Regions from separate parts of the Homo sapiens genome. Here all the other regions are linked to region 3. Evidence: chromatin loops called from intact Hi-C (ENCODE). Cell type or tissue: heart left ventricle. All regions are shown on one strand.

Region 1 (5,000 bases), 83 kb before region 3:
TCACTGCTGAGATTTAGATTTTATAAATTTGATTTTTTTTAATTTTTAATTTTTTAGAGACTGGATCTTGCTCTGTCACCTGGGCTTGGGAGCAGTAGCATGATCATAGCTCACTGCAGCCTGGAACTTCTGGGCACAAACGATCCTCTTGCCTTAGCTTCCTGAGTAGCTGGGAGTACAGGAGTGTGCCACTGCACTTGGCTAATTTTTAAACTTTTTTGTAGAGACAGGGTCTCGCTTTGTTGCCCAGGCTGCTCTAGAACTCCTGGACTCAAATGATCCTCCTGCCTCTGCCTCCCAAGTGTGGAGAGTGTAGGTATGAGTCACTGTACCCAGCTGAATTTGAAATTTAATAGGTTGATGTTGTTTCCGTTATCTAAGAAGTAAGAGCCAAGCACATTAGTAGCACAAGCCTTGTTAGTGTTTCCTGAGTAAGGTTGAGCCTACTTAAGACAACAAGTGATTTGGGGAACTTTGTTATGCATGGGGCCATGCCCATTACAAGTGAGTCTCTCACATTCCTTAAAGTGGATTTGGAAACTGAGGCAGTGCTATGAGATGAGGCAAAATGGAATAAAATGGGAAGAATAATATCTGCTCTAATTATTTCACAGGGTTCTTATGAGGCTCAGATCAAATTATTCATTTATTCAACAAATGTGTGATTCACCGAGTGCCTGTCACAGGCTGGGCGGCCCTCTAGATTATGAAGGAGATAAAGAAGGGAAATGTTTGGCCTTGGAAGGAGCAGCAAATTAGTCACTGCTCATATTTTTAAAATAGTTCATGTCATAAGCTCTTTGAAGAGGGCTAGCTCATTCACTTCCGAGTTTCCATGTCTCAGTACCTAGCACAGAACATAGAAGCGGCTAATATATTGGTTATATGAACGAATGAATGAGCCACAGAATTCATTTCCTTGCAAGCATGTCGTGTCTCCCCCCAACAAGTTAAAATTAGTGAAGTGTGGATGTGGTTTCATTTCTTGGGTAGTTTAATGTTCCACACCAACTTGAATATGGTAGTCTAACCTTGGATCCTTTCAAACCACAGCAATGGTGAACTTTTTAGTTAAGAGTTTGATTCAATTCAGATTAGTATTCCTTTTTCCCAATCACTGTTTTAGCAACACAGGGAGTACCTGTTTTCGGTTAATGCGCTTTTCATGTTTGGTATAAATCCATAGTCCAATATTTCTTTTGGAAAGGAAGATAAATTTTTCCCTTGACATCCCTTTTTTCCATTAAGTTAAAAAAATGTTACTTAGTAAATGTGATTTCAAACAGCTGGGTTTTAATCTTTCCACCTTATGGAAAGAGAGCGTTTGGCTCCAGCAGCACCCCCACCACGTGGCCCAGCCTCACTCTGCACACAGATTTTCTAACCTGGATGGCGCCGCTAGCGAGGCGCTTGTGGGTGTGCATTTGGGCTGTGTTCACATGTTATTCTAAACTAGGTCAGCAGCTCGGCTGGTTTCTTTTTCTATACTCTTTTAGGAGAATGTGAACAAATGGAGGATTATAATACGCTTTTTATACAGGTTCACAAAAATACTTTGAGGACTCTTAAGTTGTGTTTCTTTACAACAGGTGAAGGTTATTGTCTTGCGGGCCACAGTTCGCCGCTGAGAGGCAGGCTGGGCTCTCATGGGGTAGCCCCACACATGGTTAGCATCGCTGGAAGAGGCCTTGGTGTGCCGATGCCCAGCCTTTTATTTGAATGATTGAAAATCTGAGTTGAAAGGACCTTGGACTTGATCCAGGCCTGCCACCCTTATTCCAGACAGACAGAACCAAGGCCTGGAAAAAGGAAGAGGCTGTGACAGTCAGTGGCGGTGAGGAACCCGGGACTCCTCCAGAGACTCTGTCTTCCCGCTGTGTACTGAGTGGGCCGTGCTGTGTGAATCCTGCCAGCTTCTGTGGTTTCCTAGGGCCAAGCCCACACTCAGAATGCAGGATGACAGTCACTGTAAGATGTAATGGACCTTTCTGTGCTCAAGTGTATATAATTGTGTAACTTCCTTTATTCTTCATTGCTTAAATGGATAGTAATGTGTTAAGTGTGCAAATTTATTTTAAAGTCCTACAAAACTGAATTCCATTTTCAAATATTGATTCGTACAGACTTTAGGGAGCCTGTGTTCAGTGTGGCCTATAAGGATTTGGGTATGGGACCTGCCCTATTTTTATAGTTCACCAGCATGGCCCTTTAGCAGAAAGCACACATGATTTTCCCATGTTTTACATTGTAAATTCACTGCTACCCATGCCTGGTATTATGCCTGATTTTTCTTAGGCATGAGAGGAATGAACATCAGAGAGGTGAAATATGTTGTCCAGATTCTCACCACAGGACAGTGGCAAGTGGGAGATAAAATGTCTGAGTGTTCTTTTGTTAAGCCAGCGCTCCTGAGTTCTGATGGCCCCTGCCACGGCTGGCTGCACGGGCTCCCCCATTCTCGGAAGTGTGGAGAACTGCCAAGGATGTTTTCAAACCGAATAATAGAGCCCCACAGCTATGACTTTTGCAGAGCAGGTTGTGGAAAGAAAGAGAGCACCTGTGCTACTGTGTGGGCAGTGCCGTAGAGTGAGGCGTGCAAGGTGGGCCTCGGTGCCCCTGTGGAGTGCAGGAGGGCACCATCCTGTGTGTTTCAGACGAGGAAGGTCCTTACCCAGATGGCCCTTCTCTGAGTTTAGTGTCCTGGGCTCTCCAGATAGTCTGAGCTCCCAAACAATCATGGCATGCAAATGGGGGAAAGAAAAACCAACGACAGTCACAGCTCAAGAGCACCAAGCTTGCATTGACTGCTCCATGCTTTATATTGTACTTTTTCAGAGTGCAAATTCACCTGCACCAGTGGTAAATGCTTGTATCTTGGTTCGCTGGTCTGTAACCAACAGAACGACTGTGGGGACAACAGTGACGAAGAGAACTGTCTCCTGGTGACCGAGCACCCGCCTCCGGGCATCTTCAACTGTAAGTCTCTCCTCCCACCTGGGTGGCACTGTCTGATGTGGTTCTGAAACGGTTAGGAGGTGGGGTCACTGGGACATGGGAAGGAGGTTGTTTTCTGGTTAAGGAAAGAGATTTGCATTTTCACAAAGGAAATGTTTTCTTCTTTTAGGATAGAGGGACAGCATGTTCAAAAGTCAGAAATTTGTTCTGTTCTCTAAAGTGGTCAGCGGAGCTGTTTTGAAATAGGCTTTTGCTGTTTGTCTGAGCAATGCCTGGATTCCAGGAAATCATGTATTGATTTAGTATTCTTCATACCAACATTACTACTTCAGAAGTAATTTTAAATAAGCAAAGAAAGATATGTGGAAGGTACATAATTAATCATGCAACTGAAATATGAAAGTAGAAAAATTTACATGGGATCCTTGAAGGTTCTGATCATGTGTTTTTCTATTAGATACTGGATGGAAACAGCTTGAGTGAGGTTTTGACATGTGTGAATCCCCAAGGCTGAGGCTTTGAGCATTTCTTGAATTTGAAGAAGTGGAGTCAGAGTTTGAAGTTCGTTGGTTTTCGATCTCATGGTTTTTGTGACAAGGAAAGAGAAAGAAGGCAGCTTTGAAAGCCCGCTGAACTTCTCTTAGGAAAAGTGGCTTACTGTTTTCTGTGTTTCTCTGGGCTAAGTGAAGGGGGTTGAGGCTGAGGATCTTTCTGCAGTTGCACACCTTGGGAAGAGCGTTGGCCGGGCCGACCCTCCTCACACGGCCTTCTTACTGAGATCATTTTATGATGCATTGAGCTTCTCTCCCCAGTTTTACTGACATTATTTTGAGGAGTTATATTTGAGACAGATTTTAAAATTTTTGTTATGGAAATTAGACTACATAAATACCAGTGCTGCAAATGTGAAAATGGGAGGGGATTTAAAAAAAGAAACTATTTTCTGTATTCCTACTGTATTTTTATATGGGGGGCAAGTTACGTATGTCCCCAATATAAAAATGACTGTGCTCTAGCAAATTTTAAGCCTGCTATTTATGCTTGCTAAATTCAAGAGTCTTATAGTACAAATAGTTTTTCTCAAGTTTTTCTATTGTATTCCCATTTGCATTTTCTCCTACCAAGCGCTCTTTGAGTCCCATCTCTATACTTTGCAAAGACAGTTCTTGGAGGTTCAGGCTGGGCGCGTGCTTGCCTGGCATTGGGTCCGTGTTTTGTGCGGTAGTCTCTGTGTAATACAGCTTGCCTCTCACCTGGAGTCATCTGGCCTGCAGGCCCCTGCTCCCCCAAGGCCCAGGATGGCCCGGAGGCACTTGCTCTGGGTGTGCTACTTAGTGCATGGAACCAGGGCTGGGTGCAGGAAGAGGGAGGAAGGCTGCAGGTCAGGATGGGGGACTGGGAGCTGGGTGAGCACCTCCCTGAGGATGAGCAGGCAGCAGGCCAGAGGGTCGGGAGCCCTGAGGAACCCTGCTTGTTGGCCTTTCCACATGGATGGAACAATGATGTTTTCATCTCCTGAGCCTCAGTGCCCTCATCTCCACAATGGGGACATAAGAATGGTTATTGGAGTATCACACAGGACAATCCACAGCCAGCACTTAGAGCAGCATATTCCAGGCGCTAAGCACTCAAGATTACCTCAACCCAGGCTTGGGGTCTTAGAAGGAGGTGAGTACAAGCAGCATCTTACTCTGTTTTCTCTGGACTTGACTAACAGCAGACACACCACGGTAAGCTGTGTAGAGAATATCAGGACCTTGTGTGCTGCCTTGACTGGGTTCAGAGTTCTGGAGCCCCGGCCTCTGCTCTGGGGCGCTCCACAGGCCTCTTCTGGTCTGCGGGCTCCTCCTTTACTTCAGGGCCCTTTTGCCGAGGGCTTCCTTGTTTTCAACCCTCCTTCCTACCCTTCCCTCCTCCCTCGCTCCCTTTCTTGTCAGTATTCTTTCCGGTTTTTGAGGCCTATCTCCAGATCGCTTTTCCACTCATTTTTTAAAATGCGAGCACTTTAATTCTGCCTAGAAGCCGAGGGAGCAGTTACATCCATC
Region 2 (5,000 bases), 220 kb before region 3:
TCTGCCCCAAGTGGAAGGGGAATGTATGCCCTGGTGAGAAGGTTCCTGGAGGCCAGAACGCCTTGCTAGCTCTGCAACTACAGAGGGAAAGGAGGAAAACATGCACTGCTGTTACACGCAGTTATGGTACATGCAGTTGTTATGTTTATGCAGTTATGGTACATGCAGTTACTGTTACATGCTGTTATGTTACATGCAGTTGTGTTACATGCAGTCATGTTTATGCAGTTTTGTTATATGGAGTTATGTTACGTGCAGTTATGTTACATGCAGTGCAGTTATGTTACATGCAGTTACTGTTATATGCAGATTTGGAGCCCGACCTGCTGCTGACTGTAAAATGAGAACTTGGCCATGGTCCAAGAGGAAAGCTTTTGGTTCCTGCTTTTTAGAAAGATTTATTGGGGGTAGGCTTTAATGAATAGACAGATTCTTTAGACTTCTCCAGTGGCCTGGGGCTGTCTGCCCTGGGCACTCAGCTGACCTCAGAGCTGCCCACAGGGAAGGCACCGGAGGGCAGGAGTGCACCCCTGCAGGGCACATGCTGGACAGCAGCCATGTGGTGCCTAGACCCCGGCCCAGATGTCTCGTCAGATCCGTTGAGGGGGAAATAGGTTAACTTTGTCTTCTGAAGACAATTTTTTTTCCCTAGAGGCAGGGTCTCACTCTGATGCCCAGGCTGAAGTGCAGTGGTACGATCATAGCTCACTGCAGCCTCAGCTCCTGGGTTCCAGCAATCTTTCCTCCTCAGCCTCCTGAGTAGCTAGGACTACAGGTGCATGCCACCATGCCAGCTAGTTTTTTTTGTCTTTCTTCCTTTCTCTCGCTCTTTCTCTCTCTCTCCCCGTTTCCTTCCCTGCCCTCCTTCTCTCCTTTTCTCCTTCCTTCTTTCCTTTCTTGTAGAGAGGGGCTCTCGTTATGTTGCCTGGGCTGGTCTCAAACTCCTGGGCTCAAGCAGTCCTTTTGCCTTGGCCTCCCAAAGCCCTAGGATTACAGGTGCGAGCTACTGCTCCTGTCCGAGACTTTCCTTTTGATGAAAGAAAAAGGGAGTTATTTTCTACATGAGCTAAATCTTTTAAATGAATCCCCCTCCTCCTCACTCCCCAAGAAAAAGAGAAAGGAAGATGAAAAACCCCCAAAATAGAACAGAACCCTCTTAGGAATGGGAAGCCCATGCATCTTTCTGGGGACCTCTTGTTGAAGGCATTAGCTAGATAAGCACCAGGTTCTCCTAGTAAGAGGGCTAAGGAGATCCTAGCTGCTCCATAAGATGTGATGAAAAGAAGGAATGAGCTTCAGTTGTACAAAGGCCCACGAGTCATCTGCAAACTATGGCCTGAAGTGTTGGTAGACAGTGCAGTTGTCACCAGGAAGTCATTTCTGGAATTTTTCAGGCAAAGCAAGCACCTGGAAGGATTTGAGTAGAGTCCTGCACCGCCAGGGGTGGATCCAGGGTCCTGGGGTCTGGTCCCCCCGGGAGGCAGCCCTGCTGCTGCAGTCCTGGACTCCAGTGCACAGGCTCCCAGGCCAGGACCTGGGCGGCTTCCCGGCTTCCACACTCAGGGCTCATCTTGGTGGATGTTGCACAGGAGTTGGACCTTAGATATTCCTAGAGGTCTCCACCTCTCAGCATCTCTGGCTGAAAGGTGGTTCCTCTGTAGAATGTTGTGACTGTATGGTGTGGGCAGCGTGGGGAAGGGGAGGAGGAGGAGTTAGTTTTTCAAAGAAGATTTCCTGAGCTCACAGTTGGTTGGTACTCACATGTTGAAGAGTGCAGAGATGGGAGATGGCCCTCTTGGTGCTAGTGTCAGGTCTGTATCTCTGTGTTGGGCCTGGCTTGGTCAGAATGGTCTCGTGCAGCAGGGATGACTTCAGGGAGTCCCCAGCATGCTGTCGCAGCACAGGCTGTGGGGCAGGCCACCTGGAAGCTGCTGGGGAGGGCTGGGAAGGTGGTTCTTTCAGACTCCCCTGAGGAATGAGGCCAGGCAGCCACTGCCCTGTATACACCGACACACGCTTCAATCCTTGTCATGGCAACATCAGCCCTTTTGAGTTTAACCTGCTGCAGGTTTGGGCAATGGGCCCCATTTGTTTTGGTTTCAAATTATGATATTCAAGAATAATTTCCATTTTATGAAACTCCTTGTCATGGACACAGACCTGAAGATGGGAGACTGCTAAACCTGGTCCTGCTGTGGGGGTGTAGGAGGGATCCCTAGGGATGGGGACAGGGAAGATGACACAGCAGACGGAAGGAGTGTGAGGAAGGCAGACTCAGCCTGCATGCGTCAGCCTGCTGACGGAGGGCGTGTTTATCATTTCACAGTTGAAAAACTGAAAAACTTAGTTGACTCTTGTACAACATGGGTTGAAACTGTGTGGGCCTACTTGTATACAGATTTTTTTCAATAAATATATTGGAAATTTTTGGAGATTTTCAAATATTTGAATAAACTTGCATATGAATCTCGTAGCCTAGAAATATTGAAAAAAATTAAGACAAAGTTAGGCATGTCATGAATGCATAAAATATATGTAGATACTAGTCTATTTTGTCATTTTTATTACTGTAAAATATATGCGTACCTGTTATAAAAAGTTAAATCTTATCAAAACTTATGCACACACTTACATATATACATGGTACCATTTGCAGTCGAGAAATGTAACGCAAACACAAAGATGTAGTATTAAATCATAACTGCATAAAATTAACTGTAGTCCATTGCTATACTACTGTAATAATTTTGTAGCCACATCTGGTTGCTATTGTGGTCAGCTCAAGTTTTTTCAGTATCCACTTAAGACACTATGTGATCCTTATCATCTCCGCATGAGCAGTTCTTCTCAACAGTAAATTTCATGTCACAGTGAAAAGGAATCTCTTGAGGTTCTTGCATATTTTCACTGTATTTCCTGCAATACCATAAGCCTCGAAGAGCAACATGGGACCCAAACCCATAGGAAGTACCCCTAGTGATGCTGGAAGTGCTCCCAAGAAGCAGAGAAAAGTCATGACATTGCAAGAAGAAGTTGAATTGCTCGATTTGTGCTGTAGATTGAGGTTGGCAGCTGTGGTTACCTTTTGCCATTTCAAGATAAATGAAACCAGCATAAGAACCACTGGAAAAAAGAAAAGGAAATTTGTGAAGCCGTCACTGCAGCTATATGCCAACAGGCACAAAAACTTTGCACTTTTTGCAAAATACCTTTGTATCTTGTATTGAAAATGCAGCTTTTATATGGTAGAAGGATGGCTATTAGAAAGCTCACCTATAGACTCTAATAAGATTTGAGAAAAAGCAAAGTCGTTATATGACAAAGCAAAAGAAATGCAAAGGATCTAAAGATGGAGAATTCAGTGCCAGCAAGGGATGGTTTGATAATTTTAGAAAGAGATTTGGCTTAAAAAAAAGTCAAGATAATAGGAGAAGCAGCAGTTGAGTTCCCAGATACCATTAAGAAAATCATTGAGGAGAAAGAATATCTGCCTCTATAGGTTTATAAATGCAGATGAAAGTGGTCTATTCTGGAAAAAAAAGCTACAAAGGACATTTATTAGTAAGGAAGAGAAGCAGCATGGATAGGCTAACTCTTATCATTTTGTGCAAATGCAGTTGGGTTTATGAACAGGACGGCCCCTGAGCCTTGAAGGAAAAAGGTGAACACCAGCTGCCAGTCTTTTGATTGTAGAACAAGAAGGCCTGGACAGTGAGAACTCTTTTCCTGGATTAGTTCCATCAGTGTTTTGTCCCTGAAGTCAGGAAGTACGTTGCCAGTAAGAGACTGCCTTTTAAACTTCTTTCAATACTGGACAGTGCCCCTGGCCACCCAGAACCCCATGAGTTCAACACTGAAGGCTGAAGACTGAAATGGTCTATTTGCCCTCAAATAAGACATCTCATATCAGCCTCTAGATCAGGGTCTCAAAAGGACCTTTAAGGCTCATTACACACGGCGTTCTATGGAAAGGATAATAACGCTGTGAAGGAGAACCCTGATAGAGAGAAGGTCAGGAAAATCTGAAAGGATTTCACCATTGAAGGTGCCACTGTTGTAACAGAAAAAACTGTGAGAGCTATCAAACCCGAAACAATAAATTCCTGCTGCAGAAAACTCTGTCCAGATGTTGTGCATGACTTCATGGGATTTGCAACAGAGCCAACCAAGGAAATCATGAAAGAGACTGTGGCTATGGCAAAAAAAATAAAAAGGTGCGCCAGGGGAGAGGGGGAAGGAAGGATTTCAAGATATGGATCTTGGAGAAATTCAAGAGCTAGTAGACACCACACCAGAGGAATTAACACAGGACGACTTAATGGAGATAAGTACTTCCAAACCAGGGCCAGGTGATGGGAAAAAAACATAGAAGAAGCAGTGCCAGAAAATAAATTGACATTAGACAGTCTGGCAGAAGGGTTCCAGTTATTCAGACTGCTTTTGACTTCTTTTATGACATGAATCCGTCTATGAAGTGGGCACTGAAACTAAACAAACAGGGGAAGAAGAATTGGTGCTGTTTAGAAACACTTAGATAAATGAAAAAGCAAAAAAGGCAGATGGAAATTGCAGTGTGTTTTGTGAAGTTACACCAAGTGTGCGTGCCTTTCCTGTCCCGGTTCCCACCTCCTTCATCGCTTCTGTCTCTGCCCCGCCTGAGACAGCATGGCCAACCCTGACTCTCCCTCCTCCCCTCAGCGTACTCAATGTGAAGATAACGAGAATGAAGAACTTTATGATGGTTCACTTCCACTTACTGAATACTAAATATATTTTCTCTTTCTTATGATTTTCTTTTTTTAATTAAAAAAAAATTTTTTAAGAGACAGGGTCTTGCAGTGTTGCCCAGGCTGAGTGCAGTGGTGCCATCTTGGCACCCTGCAGCCTTGACCTGTCAGGTTCAAGTGATCCTCCCACCTCAACCTCCCAGGTAGCTGGGACCACAGGGCATGTCACCACTCCTGACTAATTTTTACATTTATTTTGAGGAGAAGGGGGTC
Region 3 (5,000 bases):
TCCTGGGTAACTTCCTACAGTCATTAGTTCACTCCTCAGCTGTGTCTCGTGTTACTAGACCCATCCAGTAGGTTTGTGTTTCTTGTATTATATTCTTCATTCCAGAAGCTGTATCTGTTCTTTTCAAATGGGATTGTCATTTTAAAAAGTCGTCTTTCTCCTTATACAAAGTTCCCAATGTCTTCTTTTCTTTTTAAGCTATTAAACATACTTAATTTTACCCACTCTATCTGGTATTTCCCACATCTGAAGTCTTTGCAAGTCTCATTAAACTTCCCGTGTTTATGCTGGATCTCACTCATGGTGCTTTGTTTCTTGTTTGTTTTGTGATTTTCGTTTTTTAAAAGTGAGCTTATAATTCTTAGAAGTACATCTATGGAAACTCTTGGCCTAGGTTGAAGGTGGGTTTCTCCAGGGGGTCCATGAATTTATACCCACCAGATGTCTTGGAAACATCCCCAGCTTTGACTATTTTCTATTACTGGCTTCGGTGTTTTTGACTCACCCAGAGAGTATGATTTTAGTTTATAAACCTCCTTATGGGCAGACTTATGGTTACACATTCTCATGGGTGGAGATAGTTGTTCCCATCCTTTCAAGACTAGTCATTTTCCTTGCAGGCCGCTAGGGTAGGAAGGGTCTCGGGGATGAATTTATTCCTAGTTCACCATTCTACGGAGGATATAATTTTGTGAAGACTCAGCTTTCTTCAGCAGCAGTGTTCGTTGTGGGAGCCCCGCAGTGGAAATGCCCTAGGCTTTGTCTCCCGTCTGCTAGCTGCAAGAGTGCATTAAAATGGAAGCTCAAATTCATTGCTTTGGCAAATACTTTCGAAGTGGAAACCTTGAGTGCTGAATGAACTCTCTAAGTTCCTGCTTTCCTTAGCTCATGGGCTCCAAGTATTGCTTACTTTTTCTTACTGTCATTTTAAAGATTACTTTATCCAGCACTTTAGTTGTTTCCAGCAGACGGTTCCTCTGGGGATCTCACTCACTGTTGCCAGACATGAAACTCACTCACCATCCTTCTAGTTCCAGAAACATGTGGCATCAACCTACGTGGCTCTCCCTGGTGTTCCGGAGGGAGCCGGGGAGCTGGGGTCAGCTCTTTCCCTGTCTGCCTTGGGTTTCCCTTCTTTCATTGATTTCCTCAAGGGGATGCTTACCTTTTCTAAAAAGACTTGACAACTTCCAAAGGTTAGCAGAAATGGGCCAGGCGCAGTGACTCATGCCTGTAATCCTAGCATTTTGGAAGGCCGAGGCGGGCAGATTGCCTAAGCTCAGGAGTTCGAGACCAGCCTGGGCAACATGGTGAAACCCCGGCCCTATTAAAAAAATGCAAAAAAATTATCAGGGTGTGGTGGCATGCACCTGTAGTCTCAGCTACTCGGGAGGCCAAGGCAGGAGAATTGCTTAAACCCAGGAGGTGGAGGTTGCAGTGAGCCGAAGTCACACCACTGCACTTCCAGCCTGGGTGACAGAAGGAGACTGTGTCTCTAAAAAACAAAAAAGTGGAAATGAAATTTTCCACCATACCTCATGTTATCTCAGGTAAATACCCAAAAAGTGCTGGTTTACCAGCTCATATTGATTTTTCATTTTCATGAGCTTCAAATTTTCTGAGGATATTTTATAACTAAGTCCTGTTGCCTCAAGTCTATGCTGTTAAGTACAAAAGCTTAAAGTTTAAAACATACTTGGAATTTGCTACGTAAAATATGCACTAGCTACAGGTGCATTTAGGTAATGAATACACATGAAAAAGAGGGTAGACCTGTGTGTGCCCTTGAGAACAAGGAATTTTCTCAACCATAAGAATCCTCTATAGACCCTATAATTTGCCAGTTCTTTTTTATCACACACTTGTTAGGGGATTGGGCAATGAAATGTTGCTGGTAATTCTTCAGAAGAATTCATGGGGATGAGTCGAATTTTCACCGTTTAGTTGGAGGCAGCTTCCCAAGTCTGCTAAAGCCTGTCTTCAGCTTCCCCTGAAAGTTGGCCCTGTTGGCATCCTCTGATCGAGAGGAGGGAGAACCTTGAATAGTAGCAGTGGGGTATAGAATAACCATCACCCTAGACTCTAGGGTGATTCTTCCTAAATTGTACTTTACATATCTTTAGTGCTCTGTTTGCTGAGATATTAATAGATGTCTCTTGACAAAGGAAGTGACATATTCAGACAGAGCGGGAGGACATCGTGTACACGGCCCAGCTGCCTGGAATGTCCACATAGGAAGTGCTCGGGGCAGCTGTTCTTTAGGATGGGAGACTCAGAGGGAACAACTTAAAAATACCCGCAGGCTGGGAACAGTGTCTCACACCTATCATTCCAGCACTTTGGGAGGCCAAGATGGGAGGGTCTCTTGAGCCCAGGAGTTCAAGACAAGCCTGGGCAACATAGGGAGACCTCGTCTCTACTAAAAATTAAAAAATTAGCTGGGCATGGTGGCAGGTGTCTGTGGTCCTACCTACTCAGGAGGCTGAGGCAGGAGGATCACCTGAGCCTGAGAGTTAGGGGCTGCAGTGAGCCCTGATTGTGCCACTGCACTTCAGCCTGGGCATCAGAGCGAGACTGTCTGAAAAAAAAAAAGCCCTCACATTCACTTGAGATTAAGAAGACAGGACAGGAAAGTCTTTGTCAGAGAATGCAAGGGATGTTGCTGTTGGAGAATACATCCCCACCCTCGGCACCTCTTGGACAGGCCACTGGAATTCGTCTTCCTGAAGACTCGCCATTGGAGGTAGCCTAGTGAATGCCTTGCAGAGTCAGAAAGCCCGTTAGACTTTGCTTAATGAGTCAGTCTCCCTACTGTTGTAGCCTTGGAGTCCTTTTTGTTTTTAGAAAAAGACCCATTAGCAGCTTGCAGAACACATATGTCCCATGAAGGGCAGTTTGGGAGAGGCTGACCCAACCGACTCTTGATCGCTGGCACTCGTGCAGCCTGGCTTTGCAAGCTATGAGGACCTGAACACTTGGGAATTGTTCTGTGTCTTAACCATGAATATTTGTTTGCAAAATTTGGTTGAGAAGATTAATTACCTTCTTGTTAAGCATATTTACATGATTAGACTATTTTGTGATTTGCTACAGGTGTAAAAATCAGCCTGTTGTGGAAGATCTGGAGTCATTAGGAGCTTTTGCACTTGCTCTCATTAGAGATGGGATAGAGCAAAACAAACCAGGAGAGTTGAAAGTATGACAGATTGCCTTATTAATGTCCTCTCTGAGTACCTGTGCTGGATGGATTGCCAGTGGAATAACTTGGGAGGTGGTACAAACCCACAAGATGACAGTCATCCTCTGTCATTGCTCTCTTTTGTGATATGAGTGGCGTGAGGAGGAAGAAGGGAGCAGTTGCTGCATTTGATTTGGAAACTGAAGTTGTCACGGGGTCTGTTCCATGAGCACGTGACGAGGAGTCATCTGAGCTTTCTCTCAGCCATGTTGGTGACCTGCTCTGTTTTGGCATACAAAAATTATCTTAAATATGGGCACTCTTGTAAGATGAGAATGAGATATATGGAAAAATAAGGAAATTATACAAAGAGTAATAGACATTACTGGCACTGTAATTTGAAATCTAGTAGCCGTCTCTGTTTTCTCTAAGGCTGGTGAGTAATCAGCTCCAAGACTTGGTTTTGTCTCCATGGCAAGTGGCTGAACATGCAGTGCCCTGGTCTCCTGTCTGCAGGTGGGCTAAGGACACTAGTGCTTACTTTGCAGGGTTATGGTGAAGTAATTCACGTGAAGCTCTTAGTTAACAAATGCTACTTGTTGAACATGTTTGTTTTTATCATTTTTTTCCCCTAAAGCAGTATTTTGAAAACTGGAAAATATTTCCCATCTGTTTCTTTTGTTTAAGGTGATAAATGCTGTGGCATTCCATTGCCTTGCTTTTTAGCAGTGGCTGGCCAGGCTGACTTCTTGCTCTCTGGACAAGCTGCATAATTCTCTATTAGCCTGTAGCCTTGCTGTTTTCTAGAACCAAAGGACCTCTCCTCCTGCTATCCAGGCAGACCCTTGAAAGTGGAACATTATACATGATTCTAGAAAATCTCCTACAACAGACCTTTTTTTGTTTTTTGTTTTTTTAATATTTGTGTAGCATTGCACTGTACCCTCATCGTATAATGTTGCTTAAGAGCATGCCTTTTACATATCTTTCCCCTGCAGGTCCTTGGAAGGGCTAGTCTGCATATCTCGTATCTGCACTGAGTGGTCCTAAGGGGTTGTTTGTTTGTTTAAACTGCAAATGTGATCTGTTTTCAGAGATGTGACTGACTTGCTGGGCTTCATGTCCTGGAACATGGCACCTGCTTGAAATCCTCAACAGTCTTTGTCCTGTGTCATCCAGGTAGAAGCTTACATGCTACAAAAAAAGGACTAGAATGATATGGCATCAGACACAAAAGCCATATCTGGAATGTTTAGCTCTGTCTTTTTTATCTAAGCCGAATGTGTTTTCTACTCTTTTAAATGAACCTAACACTTAAAAACCCAGCAGTAAATCCTAGGGTGTTTTGGGGCTTGGGGGGGGATTTTAGTCAGAAATTCATTGTCAGCTTTTTGCAAATATTTGATAGTGTTATCTTAAATGTATGTACGAAGTTTGTAAAGGTGCGTTTGATGCATTTACGAGGTGCTGAGAGTGGATGCTCCCACCTGTCATTCCAGCCTCACATCCCCACCTTCCCGGCTCTGTCCTTTAGCCCAGATCCAGCTGCCCAGGAGCAGGAACGCTGTGCCCCCGGCAACATTCTAGATAGCCTGTGCCCGTGGAGGTCCCAGTGTCCACAGCAGTCTCCTCTTGGTGCCCCCACTGTGTGCGAGGCAGACTCTGAGACCATCCCCAAGACCCCCACCCCAAGATGTGCACACCCTGGGTGGTCTCCTTTCCTGGGTGGGGTCAGATGGGTATCCTCACATTAGGGCAAATTCAGTGACCTAGGTGAAGGGATTTGGTAGATGTAATTGACATCCCCGATCAATTCATGAGA
Region 4 (5,000 bases), 66 kb before region 3:
TGCCCCTGAGAGTAGGGACTGGGCCTAGCTAGGAAGGCTGTCAGAGGGGCAGGTCCCCAGTAGCTGTGCCTTTGGGATTATGTAAAAAAGGGTTTGGAGGAATCCACATGAAAGCCACAGCAGGAGATGAATAGGGAGGGAAGTCAGAGTGTGCCCGGCACAGCAGGGTCCCAGTGTGGTGTCCCCAGTTTTGGGGTTCACGGTGGCAGCGGCGGCTCCTGGCCACCCTCCTTGCAGCGCTTGGAGGATGCAGCGGGTGCAGACTGGGTGCCGTGGAGGGGGGCGAGGAGGAGTCTGGGGCTATCTCCTGGCAGAGGGATAGCTCAGCAAAGGTGGTGGGTGCACTAGAGAGAGAGGAGGACCCCTGTGAGCAAGTCTCTGCGAGGGTAGGATCGAGCCTAGAGAGTGGAGATGTGGACGGAAGAACTCCAGTGCACAGGAGGAGACTCTTCTGAAGCTGGAAAGGAGGAAGGCGGGAGTCCTTGCTCCTGGGCAGAGCTGCTGCTATGAGTCAGCCTGGGGCTGGGGAGTTGGAAAAATACCGACATAGGAGGGATCTGCAGTCCTGACAGTCAGCATCTTGGTCATGCTCTGCAGTGTTCAAAAGAGCTTTCTGCGTGTATGAACTTCTCTCCACAATTCCACCAGGTCGCGTGTTTACTAATTGCTAAGTGCTTTACTTGAGTCATCTCATTTAATTGTTAGAACAACCATATGTGATAAGAACTCATCGGACCCCTCCTTAGGATTAAGGAGGTCAGTGGCAATGAGTCCAGCCTCAGCCTGAGGGGTGACCCCCAGCGAGAACCTCCAGGAAGGCCAGAGGCAACGTCCTGGGGCAAGTGAGGGGGACCACGGGGGATGCTACATGGAATGCTGCTTTCCAAGTGCAAATGACCAGGGAGAGAAAGGGCACAGAGATGGGCTTGTGCTCTGCTCAGCATGGGGAGCACCGCAGGGGTGCACATGAGCGAGCGTGAGGTCACGGGATTTGCATCATGTGCAAATGAAATGCAGGAATCACAGGGACAGTCATCGTTTTAAAAGAAGCAGGACCCCGGTATCTTGCCCTTTGAAAACAGATGATGGTGGACTTTGTTTTGCATTGCTCCTGGTGTGCCTGTGGTTGCGTGCACGTGCTCGCGTTTTGGAAATGAGGAGGCCCGTGAACTGGTGTCCTGCTGTGTGTGAACTTGGGGTGTGAGGTTCGAAAGGAGCAGGACCCTTCATGATGTTTTTCTTGGAGGCCCAGCCCTGAAACTTGTTTGTGTCATACATGACAATGGATTTGTGCACTTTTTGTATCACAGGAATGAGTTAAAATCAAGAGTCAGCAGCTCCGCTACTCCGTAGTGACCTTGGTTTATTAACACCTCAAGCCTGGTTTTTCGCAGCTGCCGGCAAGGAAGGCAGGTTTGATCCCTGGAGTCACTTGTGACGCAAAAAAAAAGCATTCTGAAATGGTGACTTGACCTCTGTTATTAACTTTAATGAGATAAATATTAGATGGAACATTTAGCCAAGAGAGGTGTTTCTTTGTAAATAGTGTTATTATTTTCAGGTGTCTGAGAGAGACGTTGATCAGGGCATGCGATGTCTTTGAGCCCCCGCTGAGATGAGAGCCCCAGCTCTGAGCAGTGCCCACCCATCCTCTGCAGGGCGCCCGGTGCTCCACCTGCCCTTCCCTCTGTTGCCCCTCATTACCTCCCAGCCCCGTCCCCAGTACTGCTGTGTAATCTGTTCAGTGGGGACAATAATGACGCAATGTGTGATCCAGAGTCTAGCACCTCGTGGCGCCTTGATGGAAATAGAAAGCTGTGATCACAGCATTAAAATATGCTAACAGGCTGCGGGAGCTAATGGGCGCCGTGTTCACACTGCAGATGTTCATTCCGGCGCTGCCGCCGACTGCGGGGACAGAGCCGGAGGCTGCGCCGTGCACACCCAGCTTCTCATGGTGGTTTTGTTTATTGCCGGGGTGTTCTCCAAAAGGGGCATCCTGCCTCCTTTATAAGGTGTGCTGTCTTTCTGGCTCTGCGATGATATAAGACCCCTTTTTGTCTGACTGTTAGATGCGCAAGCAGACTCAGTGTTCACGTGGAGGGAATGTTAGCAATGATAACAGGGTGCAGTCGTTTGATGAAAATAAATTGGATTTTATCCTGTTTGTGGTTAATGTTTATCTAGTTGGAGTTTCTGAGCACTAGAAAGGGGTTCCAAATGCATTGTCTAAATTTGTGAAAGAATTCCAGTATACCACATTTAAAGGGATGATTTAAGTGCATTATATTAAGTTGTGAATAATATGGAATTTTGAGTGTCTGGCTTGCAGTGCTGTCTTCCATTTGCTTCCTGGGTCGGCCTGGGAAATGACTCCATTCTCTTCATCATCTTTGCCCTTATTACTAGCCAGGCACCTCACTCCTTATTTTCGTGCTCTTACTTTGGGGAAATCCATCGGATGAAACATACACTCAGTGAGTAGACAAGGCAGCCAGAGGCTATCTGCTTACAGGTGGGTGGCTTTGTCCACGCTGAAGGATGCCTGTCTCTGCAGAGAGGGTAGCAGCAGGACATGCCTGGCCCGGGATGGCCATCCACCTGAGCCACAGGTCTGGGCACAGGCACAGATGAGCTGGGAAAGGGGCTGGCCTGGTCCAGAAGGTGCTGGAGGGCAGAGAGGCACTGTGTTGCTGTGACAGTCCCTGATGAATGGGGATGTGTGGGATGTCATGTTGCCTTTGGAGATCAGACCACTCCAAGCCCTCAGCAGCAGCCTTGGTCCTGATGTGTTCATTCATCAGGCATCCCACTTGGCTGCGCACAGTGCTGGATCACCTGCGGCGGGAGCAGGGCATGCGCCCTGGTGGGTGCTCAGTCCGCGTTTGTTGAGTGGATGATCACAACCCTGCAAACATGTCACTGAGCTAGGCAGTCCAAAGGGTGTCCCTCCAAGGGAGGCGAAGCTGGTGGATGCTGGACACCTGTATGTGCAGGAGCTGGGGGCTGGGGAGGGGGCATAGGTGCTGCCTGGGAGAGGCACCAGGTGTCCTGGCACCAGGACCAGGGATGTTCCTCAGGCTGGGCTGGCAGACAGGTCATTTTACCCAGTGGGCACTTAGGCAGGAGGCCTGGGGTTTCCAGGCTTTTTGGGGGCTTATGCAAATATTGCAGACCTGAAAAAAATTCTGCTTCCAAGATAGGCAGCGAAAACTGCCAAATTAAAATGCACACATTTAATTAAATGTTGACAAAACGTGATGGCTTGTCAAATAGTCACCTGCAATTCATTGTCTCAAGTGGGATGTGGTGCTTTTTCCTGGGTTTGATGTGACATCTATGAGGCCCGTAAAGGTCATGAGATGCCCTTGGGTAGCCATGGTGAGAAGAGGCTGGAGGCTGCAGGGGCACCTGCTCCTGCTGAGCAGGTAGAGGAGACACTAGGAGCAGCTCAGCATCCCCCCACAGCCTGGACGGCTCTGAGGGTGGGTCGTCATTCCCTCTGATGAGCTGGGCCGGATCACTTGAGATACAGGCAGAAGGTGGAGAGGGGGCCAAGTCATGTCCTCCCCGTGGCTGGGGCAGAGCTGTGCATCTGGCTTCCTCCTTCCACACAGCCCCAGGGAAGATATCCGGGGGCTTGGCAACCTCCCCTTCAGCTGCATTCAGCCCCACACCGGGTGCCATTTCTGGTGATCTAACATACAATTGAGCAACTCTTGGTGGTGCTAAGATAAATGGATGATAAATTGCAGTTGTATATTTTTAAGATTATGAAGAAAGCAAACATTTAAAATACAAGCCTGTTTATTAGTCTGTTTTACTCAGAGCCCCAGCTTCCGAAGTCTGGTTGCCCTGAATTCCATGTAGAAGTCCTGCCGGGACTTCTGGCAGGAGCGCCCGCCATGTCCCGCGCTGTCTGCATTGTTAGGAAACGTGTCCTTGCTTGGCTCCCAGCATATGGAGGAGAAGTGAATGTGTCACTGCTGTGGCAGGAACACATCTTCCAAGAACTAAGGGACATCTTGTCACGGACTCCTAGGCAGGAAACAGGGCAGAGTTCCAGGTGTCAGGTGCTGTGGTTTGAGGTGTGAATAAATAATTACCAAAATGACTGGCTGTGGTGGGGAACGAGGAGCATGTACACGTTTTGCCTGAAAGTGGGAGCCTGAGTGTTAGCATGGTCCCCCCGCCGTCTGCCTGCCTTCCTGAGCGTGCCACATCTACACGGGGGTGCCCCTTCCTGACCGGGGTGCCCTCTCTCGCCTTCCCTCCTGCTCCCTGTGCACCTTGCCAGGGTTTCCCTGGGCAGCTCTGGTGAAGGGCGTGCGTCACGCTATCCAGGCCCTCTCCACGCCTCAGTGGCCAGTTGCCTTTCCTTTCTTTCTCTTTCTATGATGCTCCTGTATTGCCCCTGGATTCCTCTAACCCACATCATGTTGGATTTTAATTATGTGTTTAATGACTTCTCTCTTACTAGATTATGAGTAAATCCCTCCAAGGGAGGGTCTGTGTTTTGTTTATTTTTGGTCCCTGAATGTCCAGTGCAGGGTCCATGTGCATGCACATATACACACAAATCCATCAGATACACATGTATTCATAATAAGTTTGCTTTTTAAAAGGGTATTTTATATAAATAGAAATGGGAAACTATTATATTTGCAGACATGAACCAATGTATGCTATCAGTGCGGGTTTGAGCCCCAGCTTCAGGCTCAGTAAATCATAGGTCAGCAGAACAATGCCACCCATTTTTCTTGGGATATGTGGTTTTTTCTAGATTCTGTGGCTTACAGTGCTATCCAAAATTCCTTCCACTCCTCCTTCACCTCCTTTCTCAGCTCCCAGGATTTCTGTCTGCCTGGGGAAAACCCTCACCCTGTGTTTTTCCTCTGGTGTGAGAGCAGAGAACAGTCATCCACATAGAAGAACACTTCTGTGGCCTAGTGTGTGGGGCTTCCCCACAGCCCAGCAGTGGACACCTGCTGTAGTGTCAG
Region 5 (5,000 bases), 230 kb before region 3:
AAATTTTCCCTTCTAGGCTACCAAACAGAAGTTGGGTGTTTTTAGTGTAGTCTGTCCACATGCATTTGCTGTGTGCCCTTCAGAGGTGCAGCTGGGGTCAGTGAAGCACTGTGGGATTCAGAAGTTCCCTGGCCTCTAGGAGCTTGCCGGCTGTCTGGCTGTGGGGTGGATGGAGATAATGGTAGAGCATGTCTGCAGGCCAGATTACTCTCCTCATTCACTGGCTTGGGTGCTTCAGTGGCACGTGGCAAACAGCAGCACTGGGTGCACCTTGCTGTGCTCATAGACTGTCTGTGGGTGGGCTGCTGGCACAATGCCTGGGCGTGCCCTGGGCATATTTGTGGCCCTGTGATCTGCGCTCTGTTCCTGTCACTTTCTCCCACTAATTCAGATGGTTATGTGGCTTGAGATGATGGCAGGTCAGGAACATTAGAGTTATAAAATATTTTTGGCATTTAGAAACATTCTAGACATTCTCCCATCCGTAGGCTGTGGGTTAGCCCTTACAATATCCCATGAAATGAAACATCTCCAGTACGTTTTGAGAAAGGAGAGAGGATGCCATTGGGGTGGGCTTTCTCAGGCCCAGTTCTGTCATGGAAATGTTGAAAACCTTTACAAATCATGCCTCTAGGTGCAGAAATTGAAGCATAAGGGAGCCCTAGGAGGGACTGAATACCATGAGGCGTGGAAAGATCTTTCTTGGTTTCTGCTTTCTTCACTTAGCAGCACAGTGTTTTCTGGTTATTGCATGGAGGATTTATTTTGCAATTAATGAGGCAGCAGTAGGTGGCCTTCTACTTTGTGGGAGATCAACACTCCTGATACAAGTTTTTCATTGGCGATCCCGTTACTGAATTGCCTCAATAATTCCAGGGCACAAAGGCCACTGGAGAGAGATCTAGGAGTTTTCCAACCCCGGGGATGCCCGGAAATGAGACGATGACGGAGGCCATGCGGATTCCACGAGTTCAGCGAGGTCTTGGAGAGAATGCCCTGGAGGCAGGCGAGCTTTGGTTCTGGGGCTCGAGCACCACGTCCCAGGAATGCTGTGAACCTTCACTGCTGACATCTTAACTTAAAAGGTGGATGCATGCTGAAAACACAAACTTGAAATCACTGGTTGAGCTCTTGGCTACATTACAGTTTTTGACAGTCTTTGAAGCACTGAAATGTGTAATTTGGTTTTATGTCTTTCCTATGGCCTGTGGTCAATTTTTGGAAAACTCACCCTTTTCTAGACATATTCATTTAGTCCTGGGTGGGGTAAAAGGAGAGGAGACAATATTCCAGGTTGCTGCTGTGACGTTTTGCCACATAGACGACCTGTAGCCAATCTCCTGTGTGAGTGTGTGTGTTTGTGTGCTTTCTCTAAATCAGCAGTATTTGACTGTGATTATTTTATGGCTTCTGTTTCCCCTCTACCACCTCTGAACAGATACCGAAATTATTGAATTAAGGATAGATGCATGGAGCAAACACCTCCTCATGTAGAAGTTATGCAAACCTATGCAAACCCCATACAAATGAGCTGGCCAGGCCAGTGTCTAGTTGGGCAAAAATATCGGAAATATTGTGCACACCAGCCTGTCATTGCTGTCACAGAAGGAGAGCAACAAGGAGAAGGGTTATCTCTGGTGCATTTCTGGATTAAATCATAACTTTAGAATACTTTTCTCTTTTACAAAGTCTGACTGTCTCTCTAAGTAAGACATCTTGGATAAATGTCCCTTTCCCTCTCCGTGTTTCCGCATTGCATGTTAATTTTCAGGTGGCAGTTTTATCTCATTAGTCATTGTCACTTCCACTGATCACCCCTTTGAAGCTACATGTAAACTTTACTTTTAAACTTTCTAAAAATGCGGCTTTCCCCCCTTGCTTTAGGTTCCAGAAAACGCTTTGTTCCTGGCACTGTCCAACCTTAGGGATCACATAGGAGTCAGGCTCACAGGCTTCTGGGGCCAGAGGAGCACTTTAATACCAGGTCAGCAGTCACTCAGTTGTTTCTGAAGTTGGAATGGCAGATTTGTCTCAGTGGTTCTCCTTTTAAACCCTTTTATGCCGGAGGTTGCAATTTTTTGAATTGCAGACGTGTGAAAAATCAGACCTTGGCAATGACCTTGAGCAGTAGGATATAAATAACTCCCACATGCTTAGCGTTCCAATAATGGAACACTGCGCATAAATGGGTTAATTAACCTCCGGTGATTTAAGTTTAACTCTGTAAAGTAAGCTGAGAAGTGTGCATGGGAAGTGCAGTTTCTGTCCGCGATGAAAGGGCTGAAGGTGGTCCAGGTGGCTGCTCTTGGCAGCACCTGAGGGCTGGGGGCACGTCAGACAGACGGCCCAGCCGGTGTGCGGAAGCGTTGACCAAGATAACGGCCCCTTCTCCACAAGGCTTAATCACTCGACCTGAATGCATGGCAAGGCATTTTTGTCATCAAAAGGATGAGGTCTGTGGTGGCTTAAAATGTAGCTGTTATTATAGAAGAGTGAGTTACGTCTTTTCTTTAGAACAGAAAGAGACCAAAGCTATCTCATAGAACTAAAACCCCTCAATGACAAGTGAGGAAGTAGATGTGAGAGGTCACGCGACCTCCTGAGGTCCCAGCCTTCCTAGGCGGTGGAGCTGTAGAGAGGGCTCTTCACTGCTGCCTGGCCCATCTGGGGTGGCCTGCGCTCGGGGACACAGGCGGATGAGGAGGATGTTGTGGAGCCCACTGAAAATGAGAGTCTTAATGGTCACTAGGAAAATTCCGGTTGCAGACTTTTTACATCACACTTGATATTAGGACAGCCTACCTACTTGTTTGAGTGTCACAGCCTGATATGTAAAATAGTAAAAAAAAAAAAAAAAAGTTGTCTTTTTAGCTTGTTTTTTATGTGGAGTAGCTGAGAGACTGTATTCTTGCTGGACAGGAACATGAATTCTGTCTTTAGAAAATGCTTAGGAAAAGGGAGTGTACTGGGGACCGGCTGGTCTGATTTTAGGCATATGCACAAGGACTTTGTAGTATCAAGCGCAATAAAGGTCATGCGTTGGATTCATAGGTAAACCCTTCTTGCCCTGAAAGAAGCAAATTGTGGAATCTCTGTTTCAGGCTGAGGAATTGGACCAACAGCATTCCTAAGGGGGAAGTTGCTTCAGCAAATATGGCAGCAGTAGGGAGACCCCATTTTGGCATCTGGACATTGTAGAAACTCAAGATACTTTCTGTCTTGCTTGGAATTTCCCCTCACACAGGGCTTACCCTCCACACACCAACATGCATATTCTTGCATGACATGCTCACATCCTGGAAAGCTGAGCTGGACCTTGTGGCTGGGATGGCCTCAAAGTTGATTATGTTGTAGGGTTTCTTCTGTAGAAGCATCCGCTGATCAGCTGCATGTGTGGGGTCATACTGTGCCCGAGCCCAGGGAATACCAGTGGCTCCTGTGTGTGGAAGCCTGGCGTGGGTGCAGGGCTTCTTCACCATCTCCCTGCAAAGTCAGCTGCATCGTGCATGTCACCTGGACTTACTAATAACATCAAACATATCTTCCCTATCCAGTGGCTTGTACACAAAGTTAAATCTGTAGAAGAAGCAGAATGTGTTTTAAAGAATCAACTGGCACCTTGAAATGTTAAGCATTGTATACTGACTGAGCTATGATGGTGGTAGTCTGGTGACTCCCAAGGGGGAAAAGTAACTTTGTGTGGTTTTTCAGGGAATACATATTCTTGAATACCTGCAAGAAATAGCATAGCTGCTGTGGCTTAAATATACATGCTCCTATGAGGCTATAAGCCTTCTCTAGTAGAAATAAACCATCATGTATATATTTTGATATGTGTGCTTTTAATGTTTGTACAAAAAGAATTGTATTTGGGGTTTTGTGTGTGAGACTGAGGACTGTGTGCTGAGGAAGGCAGAATTTGTAAAGTTGGAGCTTTGGGACTCCCAAGTACCCTGGAAGATCACTGGCTCCCCTCTCATACTGTGCAAAGAGAAGACCTGAGGCTGCGAGGCGGGGTGCCTTGCCCAGGACCCCACCGGCAGCCCAGGGTGGAGGCAGGAGCAGAACCAGCGCTCTTGCCTCTTCCGTCAAGGGCTCCTGCGCCTGGCGGGCATCTCTCGTGCATCCCTCCAGCGCGGTTTCACGAGTGCTGTGCCCAGAAGCCAGGAGGCATGACCTGTCATGTTAGAGCAGGAACAGAGTGCCGTAGATGACTTCTGCTTCGCAAGAGGCGACCGCCAAATCAGACCGGGCTGTGATTCTTCTGTATAAGCTTGTGAGATGTTTTAGGGTCCTCTGTCAGGATAGGCTGAGGTATATGAATCTGCTAGGGCTGTCCTAACAAAGTACCACAGACCGGGTGACTTAAATGACAGAAATGTATTTTCTGTCAGGTCTGGAGGCTCTAAATCCAAGATCAAGGTGCTGTCAGGGTTGGCTTCTGGTCAGGCCTGTCTTCCGGGCTCAGAGACTGCCACCATGTCCCTGGGTCCTCATGTGGCCTCTTCTCTGGGCACACATGAGGGGTCTTTTCCTTTTCCAGTAAGGACACCAGCCCCGTCAGATTAGGGACCCACCCTAGGACTTCTCTTAACCTTTTTTTTTTTTTTTTAAAGAACTCTTAGGCTCAAGCAATCCTCCTGCCTCAGCCTTTCAAAGTGCTGGGATTACAGGCGTGAGCCACAGAACCTGGCCATAAACAGCCTTTTATTATTTAATTTAAAGCATTTTAAAATAATAAAAACAAGAAAATTTAGCAACAAAGAAAAGAGCAGAAGCCATCCATTCTGCCACTATTTTCACACAACCACATTTTCCTTTGTGTGCATTTCTTTTCAGCCTTTAAAAATTGTTTTAAGACCTGCTTTCCACAAGGTCATGACCACACAGCTGTGTGAGGAGGCCGTGAGCTTTGAGGGCAGGCTGACCAGGGTGGGTTTCTGGAGCCACCATGGACTCGTTATGTGCCCTGGGCAGTCAGTTCACCTGTCTGCACCCAG

Evidence for each region. Hi-C counts contacts between places; a loop is a spot of excess contacts. Peaks named below come from ENCODE experiments on the same cell type or tissue, not always from the same donor. Only the 100,000 strongest peaks of a DNase experiment are listed, where the experiment ranks them.
Region 1: a loop joins it to region 3, with 2.0 times the contacts of the local background. A loop is called at or near these places in 6 of 110 quality-filtered maps.
Region 2: a loop joins it to region 3, with 2.1 times the contacts of the local background. A loop is called at or near these places in 4 of 110 quality-filtered maps.
Region 4: it touches region 3 in a loop (2.4-fold over the local background); 12 of 110 quality-filtered maps call a loop at or near these places.
Region 5: a loop joins it to region 3, with 2.0 times the contacts of the local background. A loop is called at or near these places in 5 of 110 quality-filtered maps.

Annotation. Positions count from the first base shown.
Region 1 is chr18:13,435,409-13,440,408 of GRCh38, forward strand. LDLRAD4 (low density lipoprotein receptor class A domain containing 4) reads left to right here. Exons shown (of 7, transcript NM_001378100.1): 4 at 2,836-2,976. Among named protein-coding and RNA genes, the nearest start is that of LDLRAD4-AS1, 10 kb to the left of the region's middle. In heart left ventricle, no CTCF peak of the experiment used is centred here; no DNase peak of the experiment used is centred here; H3K27ac peaks cover 1,614 bases.
Region 2 is chr18:13,302,614-13,307,613 of GRCh38, forward strand. The region is part of intron 2 of LDLRAD4 (low density lipoprotein receptor class A domain containing 4); the gene reads left to right. Among named protein-coding and RNA genes, the nearest start is that of C18orf15, 66 kb to the left of the region's middle. RefSeq lists enhancers at 995-1,496, 1,497-1,996. In heart left ventricle, no CTCF peak of the experiment used is centred here; no DNase peak of the experiment used is centred here.
Region 3 is chr18:13,518,270-13,523,269 of GRCh38, forward strand. All of the region lies in intron 4 of LDLRAD4 (low density lipoprotein receptor class A domain containing 4), which reads left to right. Among named protein-coding and RNA genes, the nearest start is that of LDLRAD4-AS3, 50 kb to the left of the region's middle. In heart left ventricle, no CTCF peak of the experiment used is centred here; a DNase peak (open chromatin) is centred at 2,217; H3K27ac peaks cover 1,084 bases.
Region 4 is chr18:13,452,090-13,457,089 of GRCh38, forward strand. The region is part of intron 4 of LDLRAD4 (low density lipoprotein receptor class A domain containing 4); the gene reads left to right. Among named protein-coding and RNA genes, the nearest start is that of MIR5190, 5.4 kb to the right of the region's middle. RefSeq lists enhancers at 2,863-3,506, 3,507-4,152. In heart left ventricle, no CTCF peak of the experiment used is centred here; a DNase peak (open chromatin) is centred at 1,883; H3K27ac peaks cover 3,253 bases.
Region 5 is chr18:13,291,982-13,296,981 of GRCh38, forward strand. All of the region lies in intron 2 of LDLRAD4 (low density lipoprotein receptor class A domain containing 4), which reads left to right. Among named protein-coding and RNA genes, the nearest start is that of C18orf15, 55 kb to the left of the region's middle. RefSeq lists an enhancer at 1-288. In heart left ventricle, no CTCF peak of the experiment used is centred here; no DNase peak of the experiment used is centred here.